2 separate regions of the Homo sapiens genome follow, and region 1 is linked to region 2. Evidence: chromatin contacts called from ENCODE Hi-C or POLR2A ChIA-PET data. All regions are on one chromosome and are shown on one strand. The core of a region is the stretch at or near the end of the contact, and the rest is flanking DNA. Distances in the headings are between cores, read along the strand shown. Region 1 overlaps LOC124901607 (a long non-coding RNA gene). Region 2 overlaps LOC124901607 (a long non-coding RNA gene).

Region 1 (6,552 bases), core at 2,962-5,461, 52 kb before region 2:
GGCCAACATGGTGAAACCCTGTCTCTACTAAAAATACAAAAATTAGCTGGATGTGGTGGCACATGCCTGTAGTCCCAGCTACTTGGGAGGCTGAGACAGGAGAATTGCTTGAACCTGGGAGGTGGAGGTTGCAGTGAGCCGAGATTGCACCACTGCACTACAGCCTGGGCCTCAGAACAAGACTCCATCTCAAAAAAAAAAAAAAAAAAAAGAAAGAAAAAAGAAGATGAGATGTGTTCCTCTTCCTTTACTTGAATATTTAAAGGCCATTGTATGGTTATTAATTGTCCTAATTTCAATATTGTTGGGTCTCAGGAAATAGGGAGGGCCAAGGTAAGGGAGAGATGGAGGAACAGGCAGTCAGGGGAGCAGTTAGCACACATACATTTATTAAGTTCTCCATCTTATATGGCTCCCCAAAACAATAAAACAGTAACGTCAAAAATCACTAATCGGCCAGGTGTGGTGGCTTATGCCTGTTAATCCCAGCACTTTGGGAGGCTGAGGCGGGTGGATCACCTGAGGTCGGGAGTTTGAGACCAGCCTGACCAACATGGAGAAACCCTGTCTCTACTAAAAATACAAAACTAGCCAGGCATGGTGGCACATGCCTGTAATCTCAGCTACTCGGGAGGCTGAGGCAGGAGAATTGCTTGAGCCCGGGAGGCAGAGGTTGTTGCGAGCCAAGATCACGCCATTGCACTCCAGCCTGGGCAACAAAAGCGAAACTCCATCTCAAAAAAAAAAAAAAAAAAAAAGAAAAGAAAAAGAAAAAAATCACTGATCATAGTTCACCATAACAAATGTAATAATGAAAAAGTTTGAAGTATTGTGAGAATTACCAAAATGTGACACAAAGACATGAAATGAACACAAGCTGTTGGAAAAATGGCACCAATAGACTTGCCTGATGCCAGGTTGCCACAAACCTTCAATTTGTATATATAAAAAAAAAAGTAGTAAGCAGTATCTAGGATGTGCAATAAAGCGAAATGCAATAAAACAAGGTATGCCTGTATATCGAACAACTGGTTCAGCCCAGGTGTTGATCAATGAGAATTGTTCTCTGCCTATAAACAGCCATGAAGACAGCCATGCACACAGAGCGCGTTACCTTGGAGAAGCATGGCGCCAGCCAGAGAGTTGGCATTTGCAGGCAGCATTCGGAAGATATGCTTATACTCGATAAAAACAGAACTGTCTGTAAATGCTAAAGGACTTTTGAGTTAGTGCAACTGCTTCTTCCGGATTCATGACTCCACGCTGACAGTGCCCAGCACGTGCCTTGTCCTTAAGAAAGGCATGGGCCAGGGTGTGCTCTCCTGGCCCATGAGGACACCTTGGTTCTCACCCCTCCCCAATTTCAACCCTCTGGACTCTACAACTAAGGCTTCTTCAGTTTGGTCCATTTTTTTGTACTAAAATATACCCTCCAAAAAGTGATTATTTGGAGGCTCGTGCAATTTGTTTTTGGCATGTAGGGTCAACAAGGGCTATTCTTCATCCCTGTTGATTGGAAAGAAAAACAATAAAGGAAAAGTGTCCAGCCAGCCAATGATGATTATATATGCCTCTTGAACGAAATGTGGGTATCTTAGAACTGTTCCCAATGTGTGTTCCTGGATCTTCTGCCTATATTCAATCCCCAGGTTTGATTCCAGGACACCCCCATGAGACCTACAGAATGGGAACCTTTAGCTAAAAAGACCAGTACTCTACTTTTTGAAATAAAGTTCGCAAACTTGAGGCTTAGGAGCATTTGGTCATTCTGCCCAAAGACTTGGCCTTTCCTTGAACAGATTTCTTAACAATGAAATCTTGAAAATTCAAAACATTAGCTTTCTTGGTCACCTTCATAGTGGAATTTAATCACAGACAAAACAGATATGAGATAAAGAAGTAAATACTGGCCCAAATGTCACTGAATACAAGGCTGATTGCTGGTTACAGTCCTGGAGGACAAACAATTCGTTTGCTTCTGTGTCATTCAGTCCAGTCAACATTGATTATTCCTATTTATAGAAAATCAAGGGTAGATGATACCACAGAAGAGATCATCGAGGATGTTTCAGTCTGATCTCTGGAATGCACTCAAGGTCACTGTGTGACTCAGGGACTTGGTCTCACTTTGTCCCTGGCTTTGGCCCCTCTTCAGACTCTCACCAACTCAGCAGATAGGAAGGCGTCATGGATGAAAGAGTCCTGTTCATCCCAGATCTATTTACAGAATTAGGCTAGTGAGGTTAAAAACTATGGACTTTGGGCTCAGACAAACCAAGTTCAAATTCAGACTTTGATGGTTAACAATTGGGGACCTTGACCAAGTGGTTTGTCTTCTTTGAGCTTCAGATTGCCCTTATTTTAAATGGCTATAACACTTCCAACCTCATAGAATTCCTAAGAGGATTGAATAAAATGATGTACATGGAAGCATCAAACACAGTTCCTAGCACGCAGTGTACCCTTAGTAAATGTTAGTGCAATTCTAGTTAAGAAGCTGAGTAAACTTCCAACACTTAGCATTACCTCTTCTAGCCAAAGTAAGTTAATCATTGACTGTCAAAACCAGGTCACAGAAGATCTAGGAAACAATAACAGGGTTGTCCTTCAGCTCAGTGTTTTAAAGCAGACTTTGAAATTTTATGACAAGTATGCATTATGGACATAAAAAAAAAAAAACAATTTCACACCGAAAAATAGGAAGCACATTATCTCAGAAGAAAGAACAACTGACAATATGCACACTCACACACTCACACACAGACACACAGACACATGCACCACATTATCTTTATTTTTCTCATTGGCTACAGATCAGACCGGATTAGACTTGGTCCTGTGGGGAGGCACTGTTCTAGAAGTAACACCGAATCTGTCTTCTCCGGCTATAGAACACCAGGAGTCAGGGCATCTAGCAACCTTCCATGGGACCCAGCAAAAGAGGCATCACAAACTGCTGGCAAGCCTGCATCTCCATACTGCCCAGAGGCCAGACATCTCCATGGAACTGACAGGGCAGCAGTCACAAATTCTAACCACCCCGTGCTAGATTTCTCTAGGCATGTGGAGAGCCAGGTGCTCTTTCCATTTCGCATGTGAAAAAACTAAGACATAAAGAGGTTAAAGGATTTTTCTAATTAACATTGATTCAGTGGTGAAAATAGGACAAGAAAGCACATTTTAAAGCTGGGGCCATTGTTCAAAGATTTGAGGGCAATGTACCCAGCCACCTATCCACTCTGCAGGCAAGACAAACAGAACAAGTAGGGCAACTATAAATCTGCTGGCATCAATCGGCACAACAAAAATAGCACTACTAGTGCCTTTTTTATTCCCAAGAAAATGTGTCCTCTATAGCCAATTATTTAAAGAAAAGTTCACATGTGAGTGATTTTTTTTTTTTTAGATATAAACATGAAGGCCAGGTGCGGCGGCTTACACCCGTAATCCCAGCACTTTGGGAAGAGTGAAGTGGAGGAAGAGGTACATTCAACTACAGAGGAGGAAACTGAGGCCCAGAGGGGAAAAGTGACTTGATTGACAAAAATTGGATTCTGGTCTTTGTTCTGCCAAAGGTTCGTTGTGAGATGGGAACAAGTTTCAGCCTTACGGTCTCAATTTAATGTTTAAACCATTGTGCTTCACATTCTAAGGACTGCTGTCACCAACAGGCTTGCTCAAATGCAAAGCAAAATGCTTTGAATTCATGTGAAGAAAGCTTTTGTAGTGAGTCAAAGCCTTATTGTTGACAAACAGTTATAGGACAAGCTACATTTGGGAGTGATGATATTTTCTGCTGCTAGTGTCTGTCCTTCAGGAGTCAGGTGAGCACTGCAGGTAGAGATAAGAGACAAGTTTCACCTGCTCAAAAATGTCTCTTTCCCCCATCGACATGTGCCAGGGCCTGCAATTCCTACCATCTGTCTCATCTTTGGGTTAAGACAGTGCTTTCATTCATTTGTTCATCCATGTATTTAACCAACGGTTATTAACCTGAGCCCCTGCTGTGTACCAGGCAGGTACCAGGTGTACGGTGGCACAGTGCCTTCATGAAATCTGTCATCTACTGAGGGAGATGTTTGTACTTTCTGCTAAGATCTATGACGGAAAAGAGAATAGCAGAGGGCTCAGTTGGGGAAAGAGACTTGGAAGCTGTTGCTGAAGGGCGGAAAGGAGTTAACAGAGTGCTGAGTGGAGGAGAAGATTTCTGGGCAGTGGCAGCAGCATTGGCTAGAGGCCAAGGCTGAGGGCAGTGAAGAGCCTGGTGAATTCCAGGAACTGCCCTTGAGGCTGAAACAAAGAATGTGAGAAGGTTAGTTGTTGTAGGAAATAAATTGGAGACTTTACCAGGGTTGGTATCTGCAGAAAGTAAATTTTTACCATAAGAATGTTGCCTTGAGTATGATATATGCAGCCACTGGCTAACTTGGCAGGAATGATTGCCTCAAGTTGGCTGGTCTCAGTAGGCAAGTGACAAAGGGTAGATCTGAGGTGGGCAGAAGGAGAAGGGAGGGAACACTGGGAAGGAGCTCCACCCCACCCAGAGGGCCTAGGTCTGGGGTGAAGACTGGTGCAGCAAGGAGTGGGAAGCCTGTTGGGGTGTGAGCCCCACACTGACATGGCTGAGTCACTTCCTAGACGGGGACTTACTGAGGCTGTCTAAGCAACCACACACTCCATGGGGCCTGGTTCTGAAATGGAAGTATAGCCGTGGCGTCTTGAAGCTGACCAGGGAGGTAGTCTAGTCCAAGTTGCTCATTTTACAGGTTATGACTCTATGACCTAATTCAAGTGAAGTGAAAGCCACAGCTGGTTGTGTTGAGCTTTGAAGACTGTTCCCTGACTCTCATGCACCATGCCATCTCATCATTGATCGTGAGCATCTCCATGTAGTTGGAATTAGCTCTCAGGGGCAACTGGGTCATATATGGAGATAGTAGATGCCCAAGAAACACTTGTCAAAATAATATATTTCTCCATATCAGTTTCCTTTAGTTTCTTTTAAAGTGTATACAGATTGAAGACTGAACCAGACCACTATAGTCCCACACTCATACAAACTTGTGATTCATCAACATTCTTCCCAGAAATTGCCATTTTACCAGTGTAAAAACAATATTTTAGATGGAGAATATTTAAGAACATGAAGTACACAAAATGCATCATTCTACCCATCAAAGAAATTGACTAGGATCTGAAACAGGTTTCTAAAACATTAATAAACTATAGGCATTGAGATCTACAGTATGTTCGTTTAAGGGGTGGGAGAAAAATTGGAGCTAGGTGAAGGGGCAAATAATGAATTATTTCACTTCTAGGAGAGATTATATTGAAGAAAAACCTAAAATCAGTATTTTTAACATCATAACAACACAGATAATAGATAACAAGTGGATGATAGGAATTAGTAAAATTCTGGCTCTGAACATGTCCTTTTAGAAGTATAAAGAACACCAGAATGTATTAACATACAGTGTGTGCGTGCGTGTGTGCGTGTGTGTGTGTCTGCATGCGCTCCTGACACATGAGAACAGTGCTGTTTCCATGGCAACGGGGGAAAGTGTGTCTTGCTATGAAGCAATCTTCCTGGATTCAGACACATTTATAAAGATCATGCGCTGGAAGCTGTGAGGGATATATTTGATTCTACTATTCTTTAAATGAGTTAGGCTGTTGTTCCTGCCTCCCCCAGCCATTCTCCTATGCTGGACCTCCAAACTGAGCTTCGAGTACATTCTTTCAATTGTTTCCCCCCATCCAGCCTAGTGACAACCTCCATCACTGTACCATCTACTGTATCCCTTGGGGTTTCTCAAACCTGGCAGTAGGCTATGACAAAGATCCCCCATTGTCATTGCTCCTGAAGCACTGACTCTGTGTGTGTGTGTGTGTGTGTGTGTGTGTGTGTGTATGTGTGTGTGTGTTTTGTAGTAGTTCTTTCTTTCTTCCAAATGTACCTCTAGGAGATAAGTCCTATTCTTATCTCCAGTTTACAGACAGGGGAACTGAAGCTTAGAGAGGCCAGGTAACATCTCCATGGTCACACAACTAGTAAGTGGTAGAAGGGAAATCTGGACCAAGTGGCCTGATTTAGGGCCTATGCTCTTCACTCAGCAGGAGGAGGAGGAGGAGGAGAGGAAGGAAGCAATAGCATAGAGTTTTAAAATGTGAGAAATTTGACTTTATATCCAAGGCTTTTATAGTAGTGGTCCTTGGTCTGTAATGTCTGGCTTCCTTTTGAGACAGCTAAAAAATAAGAGTTTTCATTTTCAGCCCTCTATTTTTATTCTTGGACTTGAGGTTCACAAACCTTTCCCTTTCTTCTGATCCCATTTTTGAGTGTAGACAAAGTTCAGTATAATAGTAAATGTTCCTTTGCCTTAAGTGAGCAAGTTGATTTCTGAGGCTCTGCCCAGACAGCAGTGATTGTGCCTGGGCTTTCTCTCAAAGACATGTAATGTGATTTCTAGCAGTGGCTTCTGATTGAACTTTTATTATTTTTAATAATTCTCACAAATAATTATAATGTGGTATACTTATTTCATTCTCTTG
Region 2 (6,653 bases), core at 3,964-6,463:
TTAGCTGGTCCTGAAAAATAAAGATGCAGCCTGTTCCTTAACCCATGGTGGTTGTCTTGGGTGCGCCTTTTGTCATGTCGCTGCCACTGCCAGTGTTGGTTGGATATCCTAGGAGGGCACTTCTCCCCACCACCTGCCATAGTGTGCATGAATGGGGCACCTCCCTGCTAACCACAGACCCTGCCTTGAAAACCTTTGCTACAACCAGGGGCTCCCCCTTTCTCCCAGGTATTAACATAATATCTCAATGGGGCCCCACAAAATCCACCAACCCCAAACCCTTCCTAGCATTAAGGCCGCAACTTCTTCCAGCCCTTCAAAAGCCTCATCTCAAGTTCCTACGATGCACCCCGCTGCTCCAAACCCTCTCCATTTTGTGCAACCCCTGACGCTCCCTAGATGGGTCCTGAACAACCAGATAAAGACCTGGGAAGATGGTGGTCTTTTCAGTAGCCTGTAAGACACAGAAAAGCTGATCATTCCCCATGGCGCAAGGGAGCACAGAAATTAAGGATGCAAAAGCCTGGCTCTTTTCTGTGAAGAAAAAATGGGAAATTACCATTTTAGTCCCTTAGCTCAGAAGCCCAATGCAGCAAAATAAATTATGAAATGCGTGCTTGTGTGCAAACAAAACATTAAACTAAATACATTACTCCAACTGCAGAGTTGTATCTGGGGATGAGAAGGGGGCGAGGGAATCTTTGCCTCCACCCCAACACATTCTCCCTATGTTATGACTCTTCAACAACTTTCTTAAATTGTGATAAAATACACATAACATAAAATTAACCATTTTAACCACTTTTGAGTATAAGTCCGGTGGCCTTAAGTATATTCACATTGTCGTACTACCATCACCGTCATCCATCTCAAGAACTTTTTTCATCTTCCCAAACTGAAACTCAGTCCCATTAAGCAATAACCCCCATTCCTCCCTGCCCCAGCCCCTGCAACCACCATTCATTCTACTTTCCTCTTCTGTGAGTTTAACTTCTCTAGGTACCTCATAGACGTGGAATCAAACAATATCTGTCTTTTTGAGACTGAATTATTTTACTTAATATAATGTCTTCAAAGTTTATCCATGTTGTAGCATGTGTCAGAGTTTCCTGCCCTTTTAAGGCTGAATAATAATATCCCATCGTATGAGTATGCCACATTTTGTTCATTCATTCATCCGTCGATGGACACTTGGGCTTCTTCCACCTTTTGACTGTTCTGAATCATGCTGCTATGAATGTGGGCATACCAATATATCTTCAGGTCACTGCTTTCAATTATTTTGGGTTCCAACAACTTTTCTCAAGGTATTATATTAACATAATGGTTGTTAAGTCTATGGTAAAGACTGTATGATAAAATTAAGATGAGACGTGGAGAAGTGGGTCTAAGGGCCACTCCTTTCTCACACTCACCCCTTGGCTGATGGCAGCAGCTCAGCAAGCTTGTGCTGCCGAGGACAGTGAATTTCTCAGAGATTCATCCAGCTAAATCATTAAGGAGTAGCCAAGAAGGACACTGTGAAAACATAAAGGGGCCGGGCATACAGGCCACGCCTGTAATCCCAGCACTTTGAGAGGCTGAGGCGGGCAAATCACTTGAGGTCAAGAGTTCAAGACCAGCCTGACCAACATGACAGGGTGAAACCCTGTCTCTACTAAAAATACAAAAATTAGCCAGGGTTGGTGGCTGGCGCCTGTAATCCCAGCCACTAGGGAGGCTGAAGCACAAGAATTGCTTGAACCTGAGAGGCAAAGGCTGCAGTGAGCCGAGATCACACCACTTCACTCCAGCCTGGGTGACAGAGCAAGACCCTGTCTCAAAAAAAGAGAGAGAGAGAGAGAAAACATAAAGAGAATGGGGAGTTTCCAGTTTGGCGAAGAGTTGGCTCAGGTGTCTCCTCCCTGATCTAAGGTAGTCTTGATGGATTCCTGTTTGAAGGTCAAGTGTTGGCTTAGAGGACTCTCCAGGGTCCAGGCTGTGATTCTGGCCTAAAGTCTCACCCTCCCAGGCAGTCTGACCCAAGTTAGAACACGAGGAAAATTCACTGAGATGTAAATACAAGGTAGCAAAAAGGCATTCGCCATCTCACACCTTGGCTGCCCCACCCCAAAGAAGGACATAGCTTCAATAAAAAGTCCAGACAATGTATTTTGTTATTTTTGATTGACATATAATAATTATACATATTTATAAGGTACATAGTGATGTTGCAATACATATAAGGTATAGGTGATCAGATCAAAGTAATTAGCATATCCATCATCTCAAACATTTCTAATTTCTTTGTGTTGGGAACATTCATTATCCTCTTTCTAGCTATTTAAAATTATGTGATATATTATTGTTAACTTTGTCATCCTACAGTGCTATAGAACGCTAGCACTCATGCCTCCTATCTAGCTGTAATTTCATATTCTTTTTTTTTTTTTTTTGAGGCAGAGTTTCGCTCTTGTTGCCAGGCTGGAGTGTAATGGTGCGGTCTCAGCTCACTGCAACCTCTGCCTCCCAGGTTCAAGTGATTCTCCTACCTCAGCTTCCCAAGTAGCTGAGATTACAGGCACCTGCCACCACACCCAGCTAATTTTTGTATTTTTAGTAGAGATGGGGTTTCACCATGTTGGCCAGGCTGGTCTTGAACTCCTGACCTCAGGTGATCTGCCCACCTCAGCCTCCCAAAATGCTGGGATTACAGGCATGAGCCACCACACCAGGCCTTGTAATTTTGTATTGTTTAACAAATCTCGAGACTTTTTAAAAAATATGCTGTTTTTTGTCAAACCAAGTTATTAAACATTTTAATATTATAACATCAGTATTAAAAAATGGATCAAAGTTGTTTTTATTTTTGTTTTTAAAGAATGAAAGCAGGCATCTGAAATCTAAAGAGTGCTAACTTACTGAACCCCTACATAGGTGGTTTCATGAAGTCGCTTTGCTTTTTACCAAATGACCAGGAAAGAGGGAGGGAAGTAATCTTTGGAGCCAAACTTAAATGTGACTATTACATGCGGATGCCAAGGCACAGGTTAAAAGTCCATTTAACTTGAGGGCTAAATCTTTATAAATAGTATTTTTATATTGAAGCAAACATGAATATATTACAGAGAGGAAGTCAAATATTTCCATTCAGGGCATTAAGAAGAAATTTAAACTCAAAACAAGCCAGTTAGGTCGCCAGCTCCTGTGTCCAGGGATATGTTTTTACTCTTATTTGTACTTCTGGAAAGTTCAGGGAAAAACTTTCAAGAAGGAAATAGATAATCTTGGCCCCTCTCTCTACATCATGGCTTTTCAGCTTCAGTTCTGTATTAGTCAGTATGGTAACGACTATGGAAGGGAGAAAACATAATTTATTTCTTTGCATTTTTATGTTCTTAGTTGAGACACTCTCCTAAAAACAAAAGTCACAATAATAAAAGAAAAAGAAGCAGAAGTTTATTAACAAGTGCTGTACCTGTCATGTGGGAGAGGCCTCAAAAGTATTTCTCTCTCGAGGCAGTGGCTTAGAGGCTTTGCTTAAATAATGTTTTAACAAAGAGCCATAAATAGTACATAGTGTCAAGACAAAAGAGAGAGACATTCCCGTCTTTGAAAAGGCGGGAGAAAGTGGAAAATAGTAGAATCTATTTCCAGATTCCTCTGGTGCCTCCTGCTGCCTTCTCTGGGCCAATAAGCAAGTGTCCAGTAAGGAAGGATTTATGTCCTGCTGTCAAGCAAATAGAGGCTGAGGCAGAGTGTTCCCCTGCATTTTTAGTGTTTTTAACTTAGCAATCCTCAGTGTTTTGAGGAGAAATGTTTTGGTTTCCTTCAACTGTAACAAGCAAGCTCCAAATCTCAGTGGTTTCACATAACAAAGTTTTAATTTTTTCCTCTGTATCACAATGCAGTAAAGATGGGGATGTAGTATGGTATGAGAGACTGGTCCACACAGTCACTGAGGGATCCAGGTTCCTCCCATCTTGTGGCTCAGCTACCCTCTAGGACTTCAGAGTTCTCTCCTAGATCCTCTGCATCTAGCCAGCAGACAAATAAAGAGAGACTATGTATGATCTCACAGAAGATTTAAGAAGGCAGGCCTGGAAGTGGTGTGCAACACTTCCAGCCACATTTCACTGGCCAGGACTAATTGCATGGTCCCATCTAGATGCAAGGGGGTGGGGAAATGTTGTCTAGCTATGCCCACAGAAGGAGCAGAGCACCCAGATATTGGTGGGCCCTAGCAGTCTCTGTCTCAAATTCCCAATTGGCTCATTCTTTTCAATGTTTTGAGTTCATTCTCCCTCATATACTCCCAGATAGAGTATATGATTACCCACTCATTAATCTATACCAGGTTCCTGGCCAACCTGTAGTTGCTTCATCACAGGCTTCTGTTCTCAAAGCTGCCATGCCACATGTGACCAGGCAGAGGCTGAGTTTTCTGTAGCAGTAGGAAACACGTCTGCAACACACTGTCACCTGGGGGCGGGGAGGGGAAGACCAAGCAGCATTCTCTGGGCATCTCACCTCCACCTTCCATCATATAGTCATACCCCAGCATCATGGGTCATTTTATAAAAGCAACTTCCCCAGCTTCTGTTGTTCACCCTTCTTTCTTAGAAGAGCTCAGAAAACTGTCCATGGAACCAGAGAAGGGCACAGCCCCCCACATCCCTTCCAATGAGACCTAGAACTCCCCAACTCTAGGCATCACGTCTCCCTCTCAGTCAGAGCAAAAGATTCCAAAAAGAAAAGATTCCAAAAAAGAAATCAAATATCTGTGGGCCTGTGGGCCTCAGCAGGTCACCAAACAACCCAGGACCAGTCTGAGTTTCCTTGTTTAGGCTCAGCAATGGTCATCTCATAAATGATCTGTAATGTCCTTCATTACAGATGGAGAAAAAAATGCATGAGTGCATGAGGGTGGTTTATAACAGTGGCAGCATACAGAGCGACCTGGCAGCTTTGTGGCCACACAATGATGGCTACAGTATGAGGAAGAGAGAACAGGGCTGGCTTTGGCATAGGAACCAAGGGGAAACGGCAGATCCCAGGGGCGTTCTTTAGGAAACGGCAGCAAGCCTGCTGATAGATGAAATGCATCGGAGTCCTTGGCAAAGTGGTTTCTATTGAATCTGAAATTGTTTGGGCTCTTTTGAAAATACTGGTGTTAATCCAAGTCTGTTGTTGCCACTGCATTTTCATTTCCTCTTCTCTCTTATATTTCTTGTTGCTTACATTAGTCCTGAATGGTTTACCTGCCATTTTTTACATAAGCAAATATTTTTAACCTCAGTGAGGTCACATCCTAACATTATTAACAGACCTTTTGTTCATTTTGAGTAAGAGAGAAAACTCCATTTTTCACATAGATCTTCATTAGACTTGAATAGAAAAAAAATGATTTGGTTTTCTCCTTTAAGATGTATTAAGCATCATATAATGCTACCATTCATTGGGGGTTCAAGTGATTTTGATGGAGCAGTGAATGAAGGGAACATCCACCCCAAACTGCTCCTCTCTTTATCCTTTGCCTTTTATTATCCTCCTTCCACACTACTGCCCCCAAAGAAAGTCACCCCACAAGTCAGTGAAAATCTGCCGTGGAACCTTCCTGAAATGGCACAGAGTCTATTCTCTTGCTCCATGGCAAATCTGTCATCCAGCAGTTGGTCATTTTTCCTCACCTATATAATGAAGCTTAAGATTTATTACAAACTTGGTCCAAAGCCTAATTTCTGTTCATAAAACCCTGTCATTCTTGGATGAACTATGCTGTTTTAGGGCCAAGATTGTAATGAAACACTGGCTTGGCTGTTCCCAACGGTGGGATTTAGGAAATCTAAGAGATGCTGTCTTCAACAGTGAACAAAGAGGTTTAGATCACCTGGAATCACTGGCTCTGAGCTGTTGGTGGAGTTAGCCTCCTTTTGTCCACAATGCTCACATTTCCAAGCCTGGATCCTCACATCTATTGAACAACTCATCTTGAGATGGGTCCCATGCCCTTATTTCAGATCTTTTGAAATTAAGTGGAAAGGAAGTAATCATCTTCCTTCCTTATCCTGCTGCCTTGGAACAGTTTTTCACCTCACAGCAGCAAATCTGTGGCAGCCACTTACTTCATTCATCTCCAGATGGGTCCCTTTATCTATAAATGTGTTACTGTAACATTTTCTAGACCATAAATGGCTGAAGACATCAGACAGAGCTGGCATAGAATGTAATAAAGAGTAGGGATTTTGCTTTATTCAACTTTATATGTTCTGTAGGCCTCAGTACCTAGTGGGTACTAAATAGCAGGTGGATGAAATAATGTAATAATGAATTTGCTACTGATTTTTCACCTGGAAAGACATTAAGGCACTTTACACAGTCTCCACCATCTTTTAGGGTTTTGAAGTTTGTGCTTGTATTTCAAAAAAGAAATCATAAATAAAAGAAACAACTTGGACCTTAGACAAAGCCAGAAAAACTCAGCTCTGAAATAAGTCGTGGCAACAACCCAGCCATTGATTTCTTTACCTGGAAATTTACAGGAATAATGAGTTGCTGCCTCCATAATGATTGCAAATTGCTGCTTCTCAGTCACTTAGCTTAGACAAGCTAATATTTTCTCTAACCCCAAACCAAGATGGTCAGAGCCACAGAACAATATATTGTAAGAAGAG

What was found. Hi-C counts contacts between places; a loop is a spot of excess contacts on that map. ChIA-PET counts read pairs that join two places held with the same protein, here RNA polymerase II (POLR2A).
Region 1: a map with no recorded cell type shows a loop between it and region 2 (2.4-fold over the local background). The contact joins two enhancer-like sites. A Hi-C loop is called at or near these places in 2 of 168 maps with a recorded cell type or tissue (aorta and vagina) and 1 of 37 single-sample maps with no recorded cell type. POLR2A ChIA-PET finds 5 or more read pairs at or near these places in 4 of 52 experiments (GM12878, PC-9, activated T-cell and 1 more).

Annotation. Positions count from the first base shown.
Region 1 is chr7:30,251,135-30,257,686 of GRCh38, reverse strand. The region is part of intron 2 of LOC124901607 (a long non-coding RNA gene); the gene reads right to left. LOC105375218 (a long non-coding RNA gene) reads left to right here. Exons shown (of 4, transcript NR_136267.1): 3 at 3,407-3,575. Among named protein-coding and RNA genes, the nearest start is that of ZNRF2, 30 kb to the left of the region's middle. RefSeq lists a cis regulatory region at 2,544-2,557 and an enhancer at 2,479-2,623. Within about 2 kb of position 4,211, at least 15 of the 41 ENCODE cell types and tissues checked have a DNase peak (open chromatin) inside an H3K27ac peak, as active enhancers do.
Region 2 is chr7:30,199,896-30,206,548 of GRCh38, reverse strand. It overlaps LOC124901607 (a long non-coding RNA gene), which reads right to left. Exons shown (of 3, transcript XR_007060274.1): 1 at 1-6,653. Among named protein-coding and RNA genes, the nearest start is that of MTURN, 68 kb to the right of the region's middle. Within about 2 kb of position 5,213, at least 4 of the 41 ENCODE cell types and tissues checked have a DNase peak (open chromatin) inside an H3K27ac peak, as active enhancers do.